Regions from separate parts of the Homo sapiens genome. Here region 2 is linked to region 1. A link is an interaction called in ENCODE POLR2A ChIA-PET data of the cell type or tissue named here. Cell type or tissue: Panc1. All regions are shown on one strand. Each heading gives the region's core, and the rest is flanking DNA. Links, peaks and the distances in the headings are about the cores only.

Evidence for each region. Peaks named below come from ENCODE experiments on the same cell type or tissue, not always from the same donor. Only the 100,000 strongest peaks of a DNase experiment are listed, where the experiment ranks them.
Region 2: POLR2A ChIA-PET joins it to region 1 with 8 read pairs; 3 of 35 experiments call an interaction of 5 or more read pairs at or near these places.

What each region holds. Positions count from the first base shown.
Region 1 is chr6:154,701,194-154,712,170 of GRCh38, forward strand. It overlaps the pseudogene LOC646274. Among named protein-coding and RNA genes, the nearest start is that of SCAF8, 27 kb to the right of the region's middle. RefSeq lists an enhancer at 6,008-7,207. In Panc1, for the core only: no CTCF peak of the experiment used is centred there; a DNase peak (open chromatin) is centred at 4,528; H3K27ac peaks cover 1,204 bases.
Region 2 is chr6:154,774,967-154,785,943 of GRCh38, forward strand. SCAF8 (SR-related CTD associated factor 8) reads left to right here. Exons shown (of 20, transcript NM_014892.5): 3 at 3,035-3,079. Among named protein-coding and RNA genes, the nearest start is that of SCAF8, 47 kb to the left of the region's middle. RefSeq lists a silencer at 3,836-4,036. In Panc1, for the core only: no CTCF peak of the experiment used is centred there; no DNase peak of the experiment used is centred there.

The sequences.
Region 1 (10,977 bases), core at 2,913-6,912:
TAATGTTTACTCTTGGAAACTTTTAAGATCTTCCATTTGTTTTTACGCTCTGAAGCTGCACGTGAATGTGTCTAGGAATGGGTCTTTTTTACATTCATCTTGCTCAGCACTCAATGAACCCTTTGAATCTGAAGACTTGAATCCCTTTCCAATTCTAGGACATTTTTTCCTATTGTTTCTTTGGCAATATTGTCTCCAAGTTTTTTGTTTTCTCTTCTTGAGAATCCAGTTAGTTGCACATGTTGGTTTTCCTGGATTGTCTTTCTCTCCCATTTTATGTTTTATACTTCTGGATTCTTTTATTTCTCCTGTCTCCATGGCCTTTCTACACAAAGTGTCTGTGGACTGTCAGCATTGACATCACCTGGTAGCTTCTTGTTAGAAACGTAGAACTTTAGCCCTCACCTCAAACCTCTACTGGATTAGATTCCTCGGTTTAACGAGATCAAGACCCCCAGGATTCTTATACACATTAAAGTCTAAGAGGTACTGTTGGATTTTTTTCAACTTCACTTTCCAGTTCTATTGAAATTTTGTTGTGGCATTCGTATTTTTAGTTTCTAGTAGCCCATTCTGGTACTGTTTCTTTTTCAGAAAATTTTATTTCTTCATGTACTGTATTTTTTTAGAGTAATTAGTTTTATTTTAAGCTCTCTTCTGTTTCTTGAATTCTTCTTTTCCCCCTCTGGGATTATTTTTGTGTGTTTGCATCTTGGTCTAGCTCTCTCATGTTCCTTCTTTTTTTCTTATACATCTGCTGGTCCTTGATAGTATCTTCATTTTTAAAAATGTGAGTATCATAGTTGTACATATGTAGGGGGTACATGTGATATTTTGATACATGTATACAATGTGTAATGATCAAGTCAGGGTAATTAGGATATCCATCACCTCAAACATTTATCTTTGTGTTGGGAACATTACAATTATTTTCTTGTAGCTATTTTGAAATATACAAGAAATTATTGTTAACTGTAATTTCTCTACTGTGCACCTTCAATTTTGAAAATGACAGACCTGATGGGTTATTTCATGTAGCTGGGATGGGTTTCTCCTTCTATTACATAAGTACACTTGCCTCCAGAGGAGCCTCTTTCCTAAATGGGAAGTCTTTACATGTGGGAGGAACAGTAATCGGCTTGGTGAGCTTTGTTGTTAGAAGCGAGGAGTCAAACCCAGTACTCACCTTGGAGAACATGTCTTCAAACTGTTTAACTTCTTTCAAAATCAGGCTTTTTTATTTGTGCTTTTTTGTGATGCAGTTAGGTAGGTAGGAAAGTTGGGAGCAGACTAGCACAACTGTCCTGCATTCTCAGCCACTTTGCATTCCCACTCTCTTTGATTTGTAAACTCTGCTGGTCTCCTGACCACGCTGCTACCCCATCGTACCATTGCAGTTTGAGCTCCACCTCAGCCATCAACACACTTCTGTCCTACCTTGTCTTCTAGTTTGTTTGTTTGTTTTTTTCTTACCTGCTAGTGGTCTTCCCTCTGTGTATGTCTATGTCCTAATCTCCTTCTCTTTTCTCTTTTCTTTTTTTTTTTTTTTTTTTGAGAGAGTCTCACTCGCCACCCAGGCTGGAATGCAATGGCGCGATCTCGGTTCACTGCAACCTCTACCTCCTGGGTTCAAGCGATTCTTCTGCCTTAGCCTCCTGAGTAGTTGAGATTACAGGTGTCTACCACCATGCCTGGCTACTTTTTGTATTTTTAGTAGAGATGGGGTTTCACCATGTTGGTCAGAGTGGTCTCGAACGCCTGACCTCAGGTGATCCACCTGCCTCAGTCTCCCAAAGTGCTGGAATTACAGGCGTGAGCCACTGTGCCTGGCCTTCTAATCTCCTTTTCTTAAACGACATCAATGTGTTCGGTTGGGATCTACCCCAATTACCTCACTTAACCTTAATTACCTCCTTAGAGACCCTTTTTCAAAATACAGTCCTAGTCTGAGGTCCCAGGGGTTAGGTATGAATTTGCAGGAGACACGATTCAGCTTTTAATACCAAGTTCATCCAAGTCCCTGCCTTCTCTGTGCCTCTCCCCACATGACTGAATGGGATGAGAGAAAAGCACACAGCATGCTGACTGTTCTCACTTTGAATTCCCAGGCACTAATCTTGAATAGACCCTTAATGCTGCCTACTTTAAATACCACGGTCCCCTAGCACATTCTTCTCATATTCTCATTGAAACCAATGCATGGCTTTTCTTCTGAACACTCCCTCCCAGATCCTTGCTCGGCTTCCTGTGGCACTGAGAAAGCAGGTGGCCATTTACACTAGATTATCTTCATATCTCCCCATCGACCTGCATCTCTGCCATCCACTCTCCCTATTCTCCTGTTACGTGGATGAACTCTTTGTGCTCCTAGCAAAGGTCCACCTGTGGACCCACACCCTCATTGTGTCCTCCTTGAGGACCCACATTCAGTCGATCCTCAAGCTACAATAGGCTTACCTGGACATAACTCCATCTATGTCTATAGATATTTCTGGTGGTAGGCAAGTGGATTCTGAAGTTTCATATGAAAAAATAATCAAGAAAATAACAGCCAGGAAATCTCTGAAATAGAAGAGCAATACGGTGGAACCAACCATACCATATAAGAAAATATTTTAAAATCCTCAGTCATGGCTGGGTGTGGTGGCTCATACCTGTAATCTCAGTACTTGGGAGGCCAAGGCGGGATGATTGCTTGAGCCCAGGGGTTTGAGATCAGACTGGGCAACATGGTGAGACCCTGTCTCTACAAAAAATTGTTTTAAATTAGCTGGGCATAGTGGTGGACACCTGTGGTCCCAGCCACTCGGGAGGCTGACTGAGGTGGAAAGATCTCTTGAGCCCAGGGGTTTGAGGCTGCAGTGAGCCATGATCACACCACTGCACTCCAGCCCAGGCAACAGAGCAAGACCCTGTCTCAAAAAATAATAATAATAATAATAACCATTAAAATAGTATTATTGTATGGGAATATTAGTAGACAAATCAGTGGATCAGAATAGAACAACATATGGGAATTTTGCATGTGAGAAAGTTGTATCTCAAATCTTTGGGGAAAAAAGTGTAAACTTTTCAATAAATGATTCAGAGACAATTCAGTAGCCATCTGGAAAAAAAGTAGAGTCAATTCCAAGGCAATATGTAAATTTGCGACAATTCCAGTGAAAATTCCAAAAGACAATTTTGTTGGATTTGAACTATCCAATATGCTTCTAAATTCCAAATAGAAAATTAGATGAGTTAGAATTGCCAAGAAATTTGGAAAAGTATACTACTAATGGAAGAAACTAATACTATCAGATATTAAAACTTAATGTAAATCTATGGTAATCAAAAACTATGGACTTAACATGTGAACAGGCAAATTTACCTACATTCATGTTCATCCCTCCCTAGAACATAATGGGTTCTCTATACATGTTTGTTGAAGATAGAATATTATCTTCAATTCGATAAAGCATAATATTTATATTCTGACTTAGAATTTAATTTTTCAATATTTTACTGATGGAATTCAGATCCTTTTCACTTACATAAAAAATACATCATTGAGTAAATTTTAAGATAATACTTTTCTGAGTTAAAGATTATATCCTGGCCAGGCGCCGCGGCTCACGCCTGTAATCCCAGCACTTTGGGAGGCCGAGGCAGGCGGATCACGAGGTCAGGAGATAGAGACCATCCTGGCTAACACGGTGAAACCCCGTCTCTACTAAAAATACAAAAAATTAGCCGGGCGTGGTGGCGGGCGCCTGTAGTCCCAACTACTCGGGAGGCTGAGGCAGGAGAATGGCGTGAACCCGGGAGGCGGAGCTTGCAGTGAGCCGAGATCGCGCCACTGCACTCCAGCCTGGGCCACAGAGCGAGACTCCGTCTCAAAAAAAAAAAAAAAAAAAATTATATCCTATTTTCAATACATAAATACACATAATATGTATACACACATACCTGAATACAAAGGTATCACACTGGCTTAATCTGTAAGCATTATATTAATTAAAAATTAATAAAATAAAAAATAATAAAAAGTTAAACATTATTTCAGTTATGTGATTAAAAGCATTGCAAAACCAAACATAGGCATACATACAGTATGCATGTGTGAAAATATGTATATGTGTGTAATAAGCCTGTAGAAAAAAGCAAGAAAATAATAGATATGCATTTAATAGTGCGGTTCCTTGGGAGATACGAGGGAGGTGTTTGGGATGGAGGGTGATAGGATTTGGGAGGCACATAAATGTTAAGTGGGTAGCAGAACAAATTAACAGAAGACCTGAGACTGCTATCCTTAGAAAGCCTTGCTCTCAAGGTTGGATCTTGGCTGGTGTCTGGGAAATTGAATTTTGGGAGGATTTCCACCATTGCCTAATAAGAGTATCTCACTGTGCCTGAACTATTTGTACAGGCACTGTGGTGGATGCCGAACATCTGTTCTGAGAGTCTTGAATTTTTATGTAGAAGGCAGGGGGTGCTATGTGACCAGCCCCGTCTAAAAACCATGGGTACTGAATTTCTAATGAGCTTCCCTGATAGGCAACATTTCACACATGTTTTTAAAACTCGGCATTGAGGGAATTAGGTGCATTCCCTGTAACTCCGCTGGGAGAGGAATTTTGGAAGTGTGTGCCTGGATTCCTCCAAACTTTGCCTGTGTGCCTTTTCCCTTGCTGATTTGGCTCTGTATCCTTTCACTGTTATCAATCTTAGCTGTGAATACAGCCAAGTGCTCAGTTGCTGAGTCCTGCGAGTCCTCCTAGTGAAGACTGTATTGAACGTAAGGGGTGGATCTTAGGGATCCCCTTCAAGTGGGTTTTATAGGTGTTCTTTTAAACATTTTTTTGGGCACGGTGGCTCATGCCTGTAATCCTAGCACTTTGGGAGGCCAAGGTGGGTGGATCACCTGAGGTCAGGAGTTCGAGACCAGCCTGGCCAACATAGTGAAACCCCGTCTCCACTAAAAATACAAAAATTAGTCGGGCGTGATGGTGGGCTCCTGTAATCCCAGCTACTTGGGAGGCTGAGGCAGGAGAATCGTTTGAACCCGGGAGGCAGAGGTTGCAGTGAGCCGAGATTGTACCACTGCACTCCAGCCTGGGTGATAAAATGAGACCCCATCTCAAAAAAAAAAAAAAATACCTATTATATCTGGTAAATTCTTTATTGTATGTATTTACCAGTTAACCAAAAGGAAGACAAAAGGAAAAATGAATAGGAGGTACCCAAATAAAGACAGGATATAGTTGTATAGAAATGTAGTCCAGTAGAATGTGGACATAGCAACGGCTGCTAAAGGCAGATCTGTTGCCTTCACCACCATCTGCACCACCAGCATCTGCACATTCCTACAATGGCTAAAACAGCAATAGGGGAAAGAAAATAAGGACATGACCTGTATGATATAGTGGAATTCTCATTAAACACAGCAGGGGCTTTAACTGGAATTAAGAGTAAGATGAGGTCTAGCCTACAAAGCAAACTAAAGAAGCTGTCCATCTTATCAGTGATCTGCTTTTATTTACATTTTTTTAAGAGACAGAGTCTTGCTCTGTTGCCCAAGCTGGAATGCAGTGGCATGATCATAGCTCACTGCGGCATCTAACTCCTGGGCTCAAATAATCCTTCTGCTTCAGCCTCTTGAGTAGCTAGGATGACAGACGTTTGCCACCATGTCTAGCTAATTTTTTTTAATGTTTTGTAGAGACAGGGTCTCACTATGTGGTCCAGGCTGGTTGCAAACTCTTGGCCTGAAGTGATCCTCCCACCTCAGCCTCTCAATGCGCTAGAATTATAGGTGTGAACCACCAGGTGTGGCCCTGCTCTTGTTTTTACCTGGAATCTTGCAACATCAACATCTATACTTAATTGAAATGAAAGTGAAGCAAATCAGGCTGGGCACAGTGGCTCACGCCTGTAATCCCAGCACTTTGGGAGGCCGAGGTGGGCAGATCACTTGAGGTCAGGAGTTCAAGACTAGCCTGGCTAACATGATGAAACCCCCATCTCTACTAAAAATACAAAAATTAGCCAAGCATGTTGGCACACACCTGTAATTCCAGCTACTCAGAAGGCACAGGCAGGAGCGTCTCTTGAACCCGGGAGGCAGAGGTTGCTGTGAGCCGAGATCGGGCCACTGCACTCCAGCCTGGGTGACAGAGCGAGACTCCATCTAAAAAAAAAAAAAAAAAAAGAAAGAAAGTGAAGCAAATCAACAAATGTGCCTTTGGCCAGGCTTTTAAGCTGATTTTAAGGCCACCACCTCCATTCTGGGAAGCCCGTTGAACTTTAGCTTGTACTAAGGAGAAAGACCTGTCCCTGAAGGAGATCCAGAAGAAACTGGAGGCTGCAGAGGAAAGAAGGAAGTCTGAGGAGGTCCAGGTGCTGAAGCCATTGGCAGAGAGGAGGGAATACAAGCAAGAAGTCTTTGAGAAGGCTTTGGAAAACGACACCTTCAGCAGAATCGTGGAGGAAAAGCTGATCCTGAAAGTGGAAAAAATTAAGGAAAATGAGGAGGCTAATCTAGCTGCTACTATGTCTGAAGGAAAAGGAGGCACGCCGCGGAGGTGCGCAGGAACAAGGACGCGCAGACTCAACAGTCTGGCTGAAGTGGAGGAGGGTACGGCATGCTGCACCATCAGTAAACCCACTGCCCATATTATAATGAGTCACGCAGTATCGGTATGGGAAATGTATGACATAGTTTACAAAGGACTCATTAACAAAGCAGAATTAAAATTAAAAAAAAAAAATGTGGAGCCGGATGCAGTGACTCACACCTGTAATCCCAGCACTTTGCGAGGCCAAGGTAGGCGGATCATTTGAGGTCAGGAGTTCGAGACCAGCCTGGACAACATGGCGAAAACCCGTATCTACTATAAATACAAAAATTAGCCAGTCATAGTGGTGCACACCTGTAATCCTAGCTACCCAGGAGGCTGAAGCACAAGAATCACTTGAACCCAGAAGGCAGAGTATCGGTGAGCAGAGATCATGCCACCGCACTCCAACCTCAGCAACAGAGCAAGACTATCTCAAACAAACAAACAAACAAAAAAAAAAAACAAAAAAACAAGGCCGGGAGCGGTGGCTCACACCTGTAATCCCAGCACTTTGGGAGGCTGAGGCAGGCGAATCATGAGGTCAAGAGATCGAGGCCATCCTGGCCAACATGTGAAACCCCGTCTCTCCTAAAAATACAGAAATTAGCTGGGCATGATGGCACGCACCTGTAGTCCCAGCTACTTGGGAGATTGAGGCAGGAGAATCGCCTGAATTCGGGAGGCAGAGGTTGCAGTGAGCTGAGATCACGCCACTGCATTAAAGCCTGGGTGATAAGAGCAAAACTCTGTTTCAAAAATAATAATAATAAACGCTGGGCATGGTGGCTCACGCCTGTAATCCCAGCACTTTGGGAAGGTGAGGCGGGTGATCACGAGGTCAGGAGATCGAGACCATCCTGGCTAACACGGTGAAACCCCGTCTTTACTAAAAATACAAAAAATATTAGCCAGGCATGGTGGCGGGTGCCTGTAGTCCCAGCTACTTGGGAGGCTGAGGCAGGAGAATGGCGTGAACCCGGGAGGCGGAGCTTGCAGTGAGCAGAGATTGTGCCACTGCCCTCCAGCCTAGGTGATAGAGCAAGACTCCATCTCAAAATAATAATAATAATAATAATAATAATAATAATAATAATAATAAAACCACCAACCATAGCACTTCTGCTTCTACTAGATTATGTGCAACCAGTGTGCTTTGGCTTTAGAAAGGGATGGACAAAAAGACTGATCTAAGATCAGTCTGGGTAGAAGCAAAGAGGTGAACCTTAAAAGTGCTGAACACAAATCCAAATCTTAATGTTTCAAGCATCTGTGAAATTGCTCTTTATCAACTGGGCTGAATTCTCTTGTTTACATTCTTCTGATGGAATGAATTACTTATGGTGTCAGGTAGCTTATTTGTGGATTCCATGATTGATGATGTTCATTTTAAGTTCTTACCAATAGTACAAGTACATGATGCGACTGAATATTTTCCCACTTTGAAACTGTGAGCTGGTTGTTGCATTAAATACACACACAAACAAGATAAAAAACACTGCAGACTTTTACTCAAGCTGGTCTTTCTTCCCCAGTGTGAAGCAGTCCTGCCTTTTAACCCTTTTCCCGTTTAGAGAAAAAAGTGCAGCTCGCTGCCAGTCCTCATTTAATTTTACATAAACATGCTCTTTGAGGTTGGAGCAAATCTAACTGATGTTCAATGTAAAAATAAAATATAAAAACTGTTCTTGGAGTTATTTCTAAGCAGAACTAACATTAGAATTGTCTGAATCATCAGAATCATCTATTTCAGAAAAATCGGATTCACTAAATGAATCTTTGTCCAACAACTGTTCCAGAGATGTGAACCTCACTCCTAGGAATGCTATGTTTTCTAGGATTTGACATTTTCAGTGATGGCCAATTATTATATTTTGTAAATGGAAATACCACTACTAAAAACAGAATGCTATAAATAGAATGATGTCTTTTGTTTCCAAAGAATGATGTGAAAATAATAAAAATGAGGTATTTCCTGGCAAAGTTATCTCAGGATAAATGCTGAAGCAACAAGCACTGCCAGTGAGTATTCTCGGAGCAAACAGGAAAAGTGTTGAAAAAAATTATCTGTGAGGGCTGAGCCGTTAAGGGGCTGGGCAGAATATCATGCCAACTAAGGGAATTACCAGTTACCCACTAAAAGTACCCAACTCCCAACTCCTGAAGGTAGCCACCTGCGTATTTACTCTTAGTGCAATTTTCCTGTATGTTCTTGTGAGCAAGCTGTGATTAATAGAGAATTGAAGTTCTGTGAACAACAACAACAAAAAGAAATAGTATAGCAATGTCTAAAATCAAACCAAAGAAAATCACATGAAGAGAACTGGAAATGAACAGGGGAATGAGAAGGAATGGTGAAACCAGAGAAGAACAGTAGTCCCCTGTTATTCACAGGGGATACTTTCCAAGACCCCCAGTGGATGCCTCAAACCTCAGATAGCACCTATATATGCTACATTTTCTCCCTATACATACATACCTATGATAAATTATAATTTATAGGCCAGACGCGGTGGCTCACACCTATAATCCCAACACTTTGGGAGGCCGAGGCAGGTGGATCACCTGAGGTCAGGAGTTCAAGACCAGTCTGACCAACATGGAGAAACCCCATCTCTACTAAAAATACAAAAAACTAGCCAGGCATGGTGGTGCATGCCTGTAACCCCAGCTACTCGGGAGGCTGAGGCAGGAGAATTGCTTGAACCCGGGAGGCAGAGGTGGCAGTGAGCCAAGATTGCACCATTGCACTCCTAGCCTGGGCAACAAGAGAGAAACTTCATCTCAAAAAACAAAATAAACAAAACAAAACAAAACAAAACAAAAGGTTTCCTTGAACACAAGCACTGCAATACCTTGACAGCCAATCTGTTAACCGAGACAGCTACTTAAGTTGACTGAAAGGCAGGTAGCCTATACAGTGTGGATAGCTGGACAAACGGATGATCACTGTGGTGGGTGTGGCAGGGCAGAGTTGGAGGGCATGAGATTTCATTATACTACAACACAGTAACGCACAATTTAAAACTTGTGAATTATTTCTGGAATTTTCCATTTAGTATTTTCTGACTCCAGTTGATGGCAGGTAAGTGAAACTGCAGATAAAGGGGAGACTACTGTAGTCAGAAGTGGCAATGGTTGTGGTCTCCATGAGATGGTCCTCTTGGTTCCCAGCCCCATCCTCCTTCCCTGTACCTGCTTGTGTGCCTGTTGATTTTGTGTATTGTAAGGATTGAGGCACATTTTTTTCCTTATATGGAGAGCTGTTTTTTCTATTTCCATTTACTGAAGACTATCCTTTCCCCATTGAATTACCTTATTACCTTTGTAGAAAATAAATTAACTACACATGTATGGCTATATCTATATTTATGGGATATATTTCTGGCTGTATCTGTTTCTGGATTTTCCAATCTCCTACATTGATATATAGGTTTGTTCATGCTGTAATACCACATTGTCCTGATGCTTTACCTTTATAATAATCTGTTAGATCAGGTAGTAAAATCCTCTGAATTTTGTTTAAAATTGTTTTAGATATTCTAAATCCTTTTCATTTTCATATAAACTTTGGAATCAGCCAATCAATTACTAGGGGAAAGGAACTGCTTTTTTTAAAGATTGCATTGAAACTTTAAGTCATTTTGGAAAAAACTGACATCTTAACAATACTGATTCTTCATTCTATGAATGTGATTATTATTTTGATTATAATTCAAAACTACCAGGCATAGTGGCTCATGCCTGTAATCCCAGCACTTTGGGAGGCCAAGGAGGGAGGATTGCTTGAGCTCAAGAGTTTGAGAACAGCCTAGGCCACATAGTGAAACCCCGTCTCAACAAAACATCAAAAAATTAGCTGGGCATGGTGATGTGTGCCTGTAGTTCCAGCTACTCAGGAGGCTAAGATGGGAGGATCGCTTGAGCCCAGGAGGTCAAGGCTGCAGTGAGCCAAGATTGTGCCACTGCACTCCAGCCTGGGCAACAGAGTGAGACCCTGTCTCAAAACAAAAACAAAAACAAAAACCACTTTTATTTCTTACATTGTTTCTGCTTTGGCCACTGGGAGCACTTTCAGTTGGCGCCTGTGTTGCTTTGACGTACCCTTCATTGCGTGCTGATATGTGTGTTTAGCACCTCGTTGTTTTTCTGGCACTACAAGATGTTCCAGGTTCATCTTATATATTCTGTGTCCCAGTCCTAGAATCGGTCATTTCTCCAAGGAAACCTGGTTTCTTTCACTGGACGGTAGTTTTAGAAACCAAGATCTGGGCATTAGGTGTGCTTATTGAGTATACTGGGGTATCTTTGCTTCTAGGTCATCTTAAGGAAATAGACCCTTGGAAGGAAATATACATATTACTGTATTCCTTCACTTGCT
Region 2 (10,977 bases), core at 3,809-7,808, 75 kb after region 1:
AATTAAGTAGGTACTAACCTATGAATATTCAGTGATATGTTTTCCTGCCCTGAATTAAATTATTAACCGTAACCAAAAGCACCAACTATTTAAATTATCTTTTAAATAACAGCAGTGTATTAAATTTAACAGATTCCTATTTACTAGTAATTACTACTGGGTGAAAATTCAGATGATTCGTTGATTTTGCAGTTTTCTAGTGGCTAAAGCTTAGTTTTCAGACTTGTTAGTATCTTACATCAATAGTTAAAATCAGTGTACTTCCATGGCAGAAAATCAGAGAGAACGACAGTAACTATAAGCACATTGAAGCCAGGAAATGTTTCAAAGACATGATTATTTAGAGGATTTGATAGGCTCATTGTGGAATAATTTTATTCTCTTGTACTTTACTCTGCATTATGTGATTTTTATGATCATGATCATTTGAAAGTGTGGAAACGTGTATTTTTTTCTGTGAAAATTAGTAATTGATGCACTTTTCATAACTTGTTGAGCAGAGTACTTTCTTAATAGAGTTAATGAGGTATAGGTGCAAACAGTATTTTCTATTTTCAGATGTCAGACGGGTCTGAGAGAAATTAAGTAATTTGCAGTAGTAGGAGTAAATATAGCTAGAATTTTAAGCCAGAATTCTGTCAGTCAAGAGTCTAACTCTTTGGACACAGTGGGACACATCGTTAGTCCTAGCTGCTGGGTAGGCTGAGGCAGGAGGATCACTTGAACCCAGGAATTTGAGGCCAGCCTGGGCAACGCAGTAAGATCTTGGCTCTTAAAGTTTTTTTAAAAAAAGAAGTAATGTTTTTTAAAAAGAGAATCTTTATTATTATTATATATTTTATTATTTTGACTTACTGTTTTTAATGTTTTGAATTTTGAAAAAATTTAAACCTAAGTTGCAAATTATTATGGTGAGCAGGACATATTCTTCCCTTAGATTTGCTGATTAACATGTTGCTACATATGGAAGTTAGTTTCAGACTTCATTCATAGTAACACTTAATCCTTGATACATACTTGAATTTGAAACTCCTGAGAATAAAGACATTTTCCTTGGGAACCATAATATACCAATCACATGCAAAAAATTTCACTTTGATAGAATTATCTAATATAGAGTTCATCCTTAACATTTTAACGTTGTTGCATTGTTGACTAGTAGCTGTTGCTGTCAACCCTGCTTTTTCATAATCCAGTCAAGATCACACATTATACTTATTTGTCCTGTCACCCAGCAGTTTTTTTTTTGTGACATTGACATTTTTGAAGCGTCTAGACCAGTTGTTTTTCACTACTTTATTACTTTAAACTGCATTTAGTGTGTATATATGTATATATATATATGTATATATATAAACACTACATTTTATCAATCAGATTTAAATGATACTGTGTTTCATATTGAGGTAAGTCATTGTTTTTTATATAGAAATGATTAGTGAGTGATGGTTAACATTGCATTGTCAACAAAACCTCCCAGAAAACCTATTGTGGAAGAAGGCCTATGAGAATTAATAAACTTTCAGTTAAGATTTATGAAGTAGTTTTATTTTAATTATGTATAGTAACAAAACAAAGAACACTGTCAAGGTGTCTTCCAGAATTGTTCCTTCAATGTGTAGTTATTTAATATTTTGCATATTGATTTTTAAATGTTTAGGGGCCTCTAAAGTGCCTAATAACTTTAGTTGTTTTGGCTTTTTTACTTAAGTAACTTAAACCATTGAGTAAACTTACTTTATTGTAAGTAACTTTAGCCAGACTTAAACTTGTAGGTTTTGATTTGGTGAATATGAGTTCATGATGTTTTCTTTTCTTTTTGTTATTATAAATACTGGATTTAGTGCTGAGGTTTAGTTGAATGTTCCTATTTCTTCAGTCTAAGGGAATGTCCTTAAAAAGCATAATTCACGAGAAGAAAAGTATAAAGAAGGCTGGGCGCAGTGGCTCACGCCTATACTTCCAGCACTTTGGGAGGCCGAGGTGGGTGGATCACTTGAGGTCAAGAGTTAGAGACCAGCCTGGCCAACATGGCGAAACCCCGTCTCTACTAAAAATACAAAAATTAGGCGTGGTGGCTGGCACGCATCTGTAGTCCCAGCTACTTGGGAGGCTGAGGCAGGAGAATCGCTTGAACCCGGGAGGCGAGGGTTGCAGTGAACTGAGATTGTGCCGCTGCACACCAGCCTGGGTGACAGAGTGAGAGTGTGTCTCCAAGGGGAAAAAAAAAAAAAGTATAAAGAGAAGCACAATTCAGGTTCTTTAAACAGAAATCATACGCCAATATGGTATTGTTATTGTGGCATTAAAATTTATTAGGCACACATGTATATACTATACGCTAAATTTATAATTTATTTCAAGTTTATTCATAGTGCTATATTTTATGAAACTTAAATCTTCTAAGTTTTCTTAAAATTGATAGTGGCCAATTACTAATTTTTAATCTACATGTTCACTTCCGCTGATTCATTTTGTCTGATCCATTAGGATATTATACATTTCTATGTTTTATTTTGTATTCTTGCAGTTCATTTTCCAGGAGAAGCAGAAGGAGATAAATGAAGTAGAAAACTACCTTACATACATTTATTAATGTTATTTGTAGTTACTTGATTTTTCAAATTTCCCTTGATTTAACTGATAAAATCATACTGTATGAAATCTGTACTTTTCCTTTCATGAATATAAGAATATACACCCACCAGTACTTATTAGAAGTATTTTGAAGTCAACACAACTGTTTGTTAAAGTATGCTTTCAGAAAGTCTTCAATAGCATTATTTTATATCTGTGGTAAGGTAATGCACTTTGGACATGCTGATCACACATCTACTTTAGAGAAGCCCTTTACTAATTATATAGCACAGCTAGTTGCATATAAAGGTGAGTGACAAGAATGTTTGTCTCAAAATTCTTGGTTAAGATAATTGTTTTGATAGACCTTTGGAGCATGTAAAACCTATGGTTAGCAGGAAATTTCAATCTCCTCAAACTGATTTTAAAACCATACTTCATTTTTTTCCTCTTTTAGTTCTATAAACATGTGGTACAGAGTGTTGAGAAGTTTATTCAGAAAGTAAGTATATAATTTTCCATACATGTGCTGTAATTGTAGATTAATGCCTGTACTCTTCTCCTTTAGATCAAATACCCAAGTTTAAATTGTTTTGATGGACTGTTAAAAAGTGATTCCAGTTATTTTATTTTCCAATTAAGAAATAAAATAAAAGTGCCTTTCAGATAATTTTACTTAGGTTTGTATTCTGCCTATGTTCATGTGCCTAAATGTAAGCAGAGCCAGTTTGAGAATCGGTGTCATGTGGTATTAAGGATTCAGCAAGGTTGCAGTGTGTTTATGTTCCACTTGGGAGAAGGGTGCGGGATTTGAAGTGAGATTTCAGTCATTCAACTGGCTAGGTAACTTTGAATAAGTTAGTTAGCCTTTATGTCATTGAGTTCTTTTTTCTTTTTTAAAATTCTTGTTTTCTCAGTATTTAAAATATAGTATTGATAGGCTGTGCACAATGGCCCACACCTGTAATCCCAGCACTTTGGGAGGCCAAGGTGGGTGGATCACTTGAGGCCAGGAGTTCAAGACTAGCCTGACCAAGATGACAAAACTGTGTGTTTACTAAAAGTACAAAAATTAGCTGACCTGGTAGTGCATGCCTGTAATCCCAGCTACTTGGGAGGCTGAGGCACAAGAATTGCTTGAACCCAGGGGGCGGAGGTTGTAGTGAGCTGAGATCACACCACTGCACTCCAGCCTGGGGAACAGAGTGAGACCCTGTCTCAAAAAATGTGTGTGTGTGTGTGTGTGTGTGTGTGTGTGTGTGTGTGTAGATAAAACATACTTGGGGATTAAGTGGTTTAGGTAACTTGAAGCTAAGATAAAGGGTTGAATAACAAGTATGCTGTCTGTTTCACTTAAAGTTTAAAAATGTTAGTGATTAGAAAATTTTATTTGGTCTAACGCTTTTAAAAGCATTTCTCAGAGATTGTTCTGATTAAAGATCTTTCTTTAAAAGTTTTAATGTCTGGTTTTGTTTTGTTTTGTTTTGGTTTTTTTGTTTTTGTTTTTGAGACGGAGTCTCACTCTGTCGCCCAAGCTGGAGTGCAGTATCAAGATTTCGGCTCACTGCAACCTCTGTCTCCCGAGTTCAAGCTATTCTCTTGCCTCAGCCTCCCCTGTAGCTGGGATTACAGACATGCGCCACCACGCCCAGCTAATTTTTTTGTATTTTTAGTAGAGATGGGGGTTTCACCATGTTGGCCAGGCTGGTCTTGAACTCCTGACCTCAAATGATCCATGTGTCTTGGCCTCTCAAAAGTGCTGGGATTATAGGCGTGAGCCACTGCGCCCAGCCATAAAGTTTTAATGTCTTACACTATGCCTCATAAACTTGATGAATAGGAATTTACCTAGAATTCTTGTTAAAAATGTGGATTCTAATTCACCGAGTGTGGAGAGGAACCTGAGATTCTGCATTTGTAACAGCTCCTAGATGATGTTTCTTTACAAACCACAATTTGAGTAGTAAAGGTTTAAAAGGTAAAAGTGAATTTATGGATAAATGCTTGTTGACTGATTTGATTTGTGGTAGGGTACTTTGAATAAAATGTGTCAGAATCTTAGGAAGACCTGGAATGAGCAAAGTTACTCTATCGTGAGATAATTACAGTCAATCTGAAGAAGCCAATCAGTGTATGGGGAAAAACTTAAATGCTTTGCTATTACCCTGTTTAAATCAGAGATCCAGCAACAGATTTGTGTAATGGTTAAAATAAGGTGTGTGTGTGTGTGTGTGTGTGTATATATATATATATATATACACTTTTTTTTTATACTTTTGAGCTAATTGTAGATTCACATGTCATTAAATCAGTAGGAATAAATCATGTAGAGATCCCATGTGCCCCTCACTCAGTTTCCCCCTGTGGTAACGTTCTGTAGAATTGTAGTAAAATATTACAATCAGGACATTGATACAGTCACCTGTTGACACACTAACCTTATTCAGATTTTAATTGTCTTACATGCACTCATTTGTATATGTATGCATTTAGTTCCATGCCGTTTAATCACATATATAGATTCATATAAACATCACCATAGTCAAGGTACAGAACAGTTCCTTCACCACTAGGATGCCTTGTGTTTCCCTTTTATATACTCTATAGTCATACTCGACTCACCTCCTCCTCCCCATCCCTAATCCCTAATGCCTGGCAGTCATTAACCTGTTCTCTTTCTCTATTTTACATTTCAAAATGTTATATAAATTGAATCATACAAAATGTAGCCTTTTGAGATTGACTTATTTTGCCCAGCGTAATTCTTTTGAGATCTAACCAAGTTGTTGCATGTATCAAATAGTTCCTTCCTTTTTTTTTTTTTTTTTTAAATTTAAGTTCTGGTATACAAGTGCAAAACACATAGGTTTGTTACATAGGTATACCTGTGCCATGGTGGTTTGCTGTACCTATCAACTTGTCATCTAGGTTTTAAGCCCCACATACATTAGCTATTTGTCCTAATGCTCTCCCTCCCCTCGTCCCCCACCCCCGACTGGCCCTGATGTGTTTTGTTCCCCTCCCTGTGTCCATGTGTTGTCATTGTTCAACTCCCACTTACGAGTGAGAACATGGGATCTTTGGTTTTCTGTTCCTATGTTAGTTTGCTGAGGATGATGGCTTCCAGCTTCATCCATGTCACTGCAAAGTACATGATCTCATTCCTTTTTATGTCTGCATAGTATTCCATGGTGTATATGTACCACATTTTCTTTATCCAGTCTATCATTGATGGGCATTTGGGTTGATTCCATGTCTTTGCTATCGTGAATAGTGCTGCAGTAAACATACGTGTGCATGCGTCTTTATGGTAGAATGATTTATATTCCTTTGGGTATATACCCAGTAATGGGATTGCTGGGTCAGATGGTGTTTCTGGTTCTAGATCCTTGAGGAATTGCCACACTGTCTTCCACAATGGTTTAACTAATTTACATTCCCACCAAGAGTATAAAAGTGTTCCTGTTTCTCCACAGCCTCACCAGCATCGGTTGTTTCTTGACTTTTAAGTAATCACCATTCTGACTGGTGTGAGAGTTTATCTCGTTGTTTTGCCCCAAAAACTCCTTAAACTGATAAGCAACCTCAGCGAAGTCTCAGGATACAAAATCAATGTGCAAAAATCACAAGCATTCCTATACACCAACAATATACACCAAGCAGAGAGCCACGTTATGAATGAACTCCCATTCACAGTTGCTACAAAGAGAATAAAATACCTAGGAATATAGCTAACAAGGAGTGTGAAGGACCTCTTCAAGGAGATCTACAAACCACTGCTCAAGGAAATCAGAGAGGACACAAACAAATGGAAAAACATTCTATCCTCATGGATAGGAAGAATCAATATCGTGAACATGGCCATACTGCCCAAAGTAATTTATAGAATAAATGGTATTCCCATAAACTACCACTGACATTTTTCACAGAATTAGAAAAAACTACTTTAAATTTCACATGGAATAGGAAAAGGGCCTGTATAGCGAAGACAGTCTTAAGCAAAAAGAACAAAGCTGGAGGCATTGCACTACCTGCCTTCAAACTATACTACAAGGCTACAGTAACCAGAAGAGACATATGGTTTCCTTACTTTTTATTTCTGAGTAGTATTTCAGGGTATGAATTTACCACAGTTTAATCATTCACTCATTGGGGTTCATCTGGGTTGTTTGTAGTTTTTGGTTATTATGAATAAAGCTGCTAGGAACACTTGTATACCCAGAGTGTTTTTGTGTGAATGTAAGTTTACATTTCTTTGGGATAGTGAGTACATGTTTCCATTTTATAAGAAGCTACCAAACTGTTTTCCAAGATGGCGGTACCATTTTATATTCTCTTCATATACCATAAATTGTGTGAGGGAGAAGTGTGGCTGCAGTTTGGTCATATATTATCCGTGAACCCATGTTTTAGTCATGAAAGATTTATGGAGTAATAAATGACAGTAAATGAAAAATTAACAGTAAATATGATTTCCTTTAGGCCAAGAAAACTACTCTAAAGAATACTCTGGTCTCTGGCCTTGTCCTAATTAATTTTGCCAAAAATCAGTTCATATGCTGATTGTGTCTTAGCTTTATAAGACAGAAGCACCTGGGCACTCTGGCTCATGCCTACAGTCTAGCAGTTTGGGAGGGGCCAAGGCTGGGCTCAGGCATTTGAGACCAGCCTGGGCAAACGTGGCAAAACCCTGTCCCAGCCTAAAAACTACAAAAATTAACTGGGCAAAGTGGCAAGTGCCCGTGTTCCCAGCTGCTTATGTGGGTGAGGTGGAGGGATTGCTTGAGGCTTGAGTTCAGGAGGAAGTTGAGGCTGTAGTGAACCATCATTGTGCCACTGCACTCTAGCTTGGGCAACAAAGCAAGAGCTTGTCTCAAAACAAAACAAAACAAACAAACAGAAAAAATGGGGGCGGCAGCAGCAGCAGAGGCGGGAGTTAGAAACAGATAAGGAAACTTCAGAAGACAGGTTTTAGAACTTGTTATGATCCTGTGTCAGGGTTCTCTAGAGGGACAGAACTAATAGGATATGTGTATATATACACACATATATAGGGTATACATATATACAGGGGAGTTTATTAAATATTAACATAAGTATTAACTTACACGATCACAAGGTCCCACAGCAGGCTGTCTGCAAGCTTGAGGTGCAAGGACGGCCAGTCTGAGTCTCAAAACTGAAGAACTTGGAGTCCAGTGTTCGAGGGCAGGAAGCGTCCAGCACAAGAGGAAGATGTAGGCTCTGAGGCTAGGCCAATCTCTCGTTTTCATATTTTTCTACCTGCTCTATACTTGCTGGCAGCTGATTAGATGGTGCCCACCCAGATTAAAGGTGGGTCTACCTTCCCCTGCTCACTGACTCAAATGTTAATCTCCTTTGGCAGCACCCTCACAGACACATCCAAGATCAATACTTTATGTCCTTCAATCCAGTCAAGTTGACACTCAGTATTAACCATCATAGATCCCTATATTTGCATTATAAATAACTAACTTACCTTAGTTATCCTGAATCCTAAAGGCAATAAATTTTATTTTGAGCCAGAGACCTCATGATTTGGTGACTTTTCTACCATCCATAGCTCTGTTCTCATTTGCTGGTTTGAAATGCAAAAATGAAATCCTCAGCTCTGTTCCAAAAATATGTAGAGTTTACCCAACTCTTTTTGTCTGTATGAAATCCCTTGCCTTTTTTTGCATGAGTACTACAAGCAAATGTGTCTACTAGATTCAGAATAAGATCGAATATTATCATTCAGAACTATTTATTTTGATAAAATCTAGATGCTTTGTTACAGTGAAATACATTCTATGGTACTGTGGCTACTCTTAGATACGGTGAGGTCAGGAATAAATTTCATCTTTCTGGCTCTGAAAGTGGTCTGTAGATGAGTTACTATTGCCTTAATCTGTAAGCTTTTGGCTATGATTACCTTCTTCAAATTTCCTGCTACATATTTAGTAAGAGCAGGAAATGTGGCTTATTTGTGGTGATTTTCAAGTTACATTTACTTTGTAAATAATAAATGAAAAGATGGTGCTAAACTGTCTAGAGATTATCATCATGAAAGTTTTTTGTTTTCTAGAAAGTTGATCTGGTAGCTGTATGTACATGGTTGTTAATGGTGGTTGATATTTTGCAGTGGATATGTATATATTTTTCAAAGAAGCGAAACATTTATTCTTCTCTTTGATATTTTTCCAGAGGAAGGATTGAGTCCACATTGAAAGATGGCTGTTAGCTAGGTGCAGTGGCTCACGCCTATAATCCCAGCACTTTGGGAGGCCGAGGTGGGCAGATCACTTGAGAGGTCAGGAGTTTGAGACCAGCCTGGCCAAAATGGTGAAATCCCGTCTCTACTAATACAAAAATTAGGCAGGCGCGGTAGCACATGCCTGTAGTCCCAGCTACTCAGGAGGCTGAGGCAGGAGAATTGCTTGAACCCACAAAGCAGAGGTTGCAGTGAGCCGAGATCATGCCACTGCACTCCAGCCTGGGTGACAGAGCGAGACTCCGTCTCAAAAAAATAAAAAGAAAGATGGCTGTTATATTTACTTATCTCTGGTGTCTTGAGATATATATATATATATATATATATATATATATATATATTTATTTATTTATTTTTCATGTAGGGTGCAGTATTCTGTAACTGGACTTTTATCATGAGTATACCTTTATGCTTGGAGGTAGGATACAAAGAGATTTTTGTACATGGGCACAAATAGTTTGAAAGGAGTATATTTCCAGATTCTCACTTTTCATATGTATTTTTATTAAAGTTCCTCTTCCCTAGGATATTTTAGATCAACACAAGTTCCACACTTTTTAAATTTACATTTCAAATATATCTTAAGCTTATCAGTCATTCTTAATCATTATGATTAGAGAAACTTTTGCCTCTTGCTTTATTTAAGAAACCAGGGATGTTTATATAATTACAGTCACTCTTCCGTTTCTGTGGGTTCCAACCCATGGGTTCAGCCTATTGGGATCAAAATTTGGGGAAAAAATATTCCACGAAATTCCAGAAAGCAAAACTTGAATTTCCTATACACTGAGTAGAATGTGAATGAAGTGATGTGTAGGCATTGTATTAGGTATTCACAGTAATCTAGAGCTGATTTAAAGTAGATGGGATGATGTCCGTAGGTTATATGCAAATACTGCCCATTTTATATAAGGGACGTGAGCATCCTCGGATTTTGGTATCTTCAGGGGTCTTGGAACGAATCCCCCAAGGCTACTGAAGGACAACTGTATTTCTTTTTATTCTGAAATTTCTATGTACATCTGTAGAAAAGTACAGAAAACAACATATACAGCCAAATTTTTATAAAGAGAAGACCTATGTAGCTCCCACTCATTTCAAGAAGTAGAACTTTGAAGCCCACAAGCCCCAAGTGCCTCTTCCTAATCATGTCTTGCATACCCCCTACCCAGGTAACCAGTTTGAATTTTGTGTCACGTCCTTGCTTGACATTATAGTTTTACTTTGTATAAAATGAATTCTTAAAGTGGTTTAATGTATTTTAAATTTTTTAATGTAATCCTATGGTATGTATTCTTTTTATACAGTTCTCCTACTCAACATCATGTGTCTAGGATTCATTCTTGTGGTGTGTAGCAGTATTCATTACTATCTGTTGCTGTATATTTTCCATTATGTGAATAGACGGCAGCTTGCCCACTTCTGTTGACATTGTGTGTGTTTTCTAGTTTTTGCAATTCTGAACAGTATTGCTGTGAACAGTGTAATATTTACATATGTAAGGTAATAAATATCCTCATACAGCTTGCATTTCTGTAGGAGTGGAATTGCTGGTTACAGGATATGCATTTCTTCACCATGGCTAGATAATACTAAATTAGTTTTATAATGATTGTACTGATTTACTCTCTTCCTCGCAATGCATGGGTTTGTGGTGCTCCCCATTTTTGTCAGCACTTGGTATTGTTAGATTTAAATTTTTCTAATCTGTCGAGCCATCTTTCTTACATGCCACCATTAGTATTATTCAGTGCTTTGCAGGTACAGCCACATGATTCTGTTTCTACCACTCTAGCTTTGTTGTCTTTAAATTAATATCACTTTTTAGTAGCTGCAGGTGGGAGCACAAATTCTAAAAATAGGATAATTAAGGTGTATTTGTATATTGCAAAATATATGGTCCAACTTACCTAGAAGGTTCTTTGACAAATAACCATAACTGATGATAACCTGCAGATGACAACTTGGATGACAAAATGAAAAATCATGCAAATATACTTAAAGGTGCATTCTCCCTATTCGTTCTTACCTTTCTCCCCCTAAAAAGGCTATTTCTCTATAAAATAAGAAATTGGAAATTACTAGAATATAGTTGAAAAATGGTATATCTATAAAAACTTAATGTG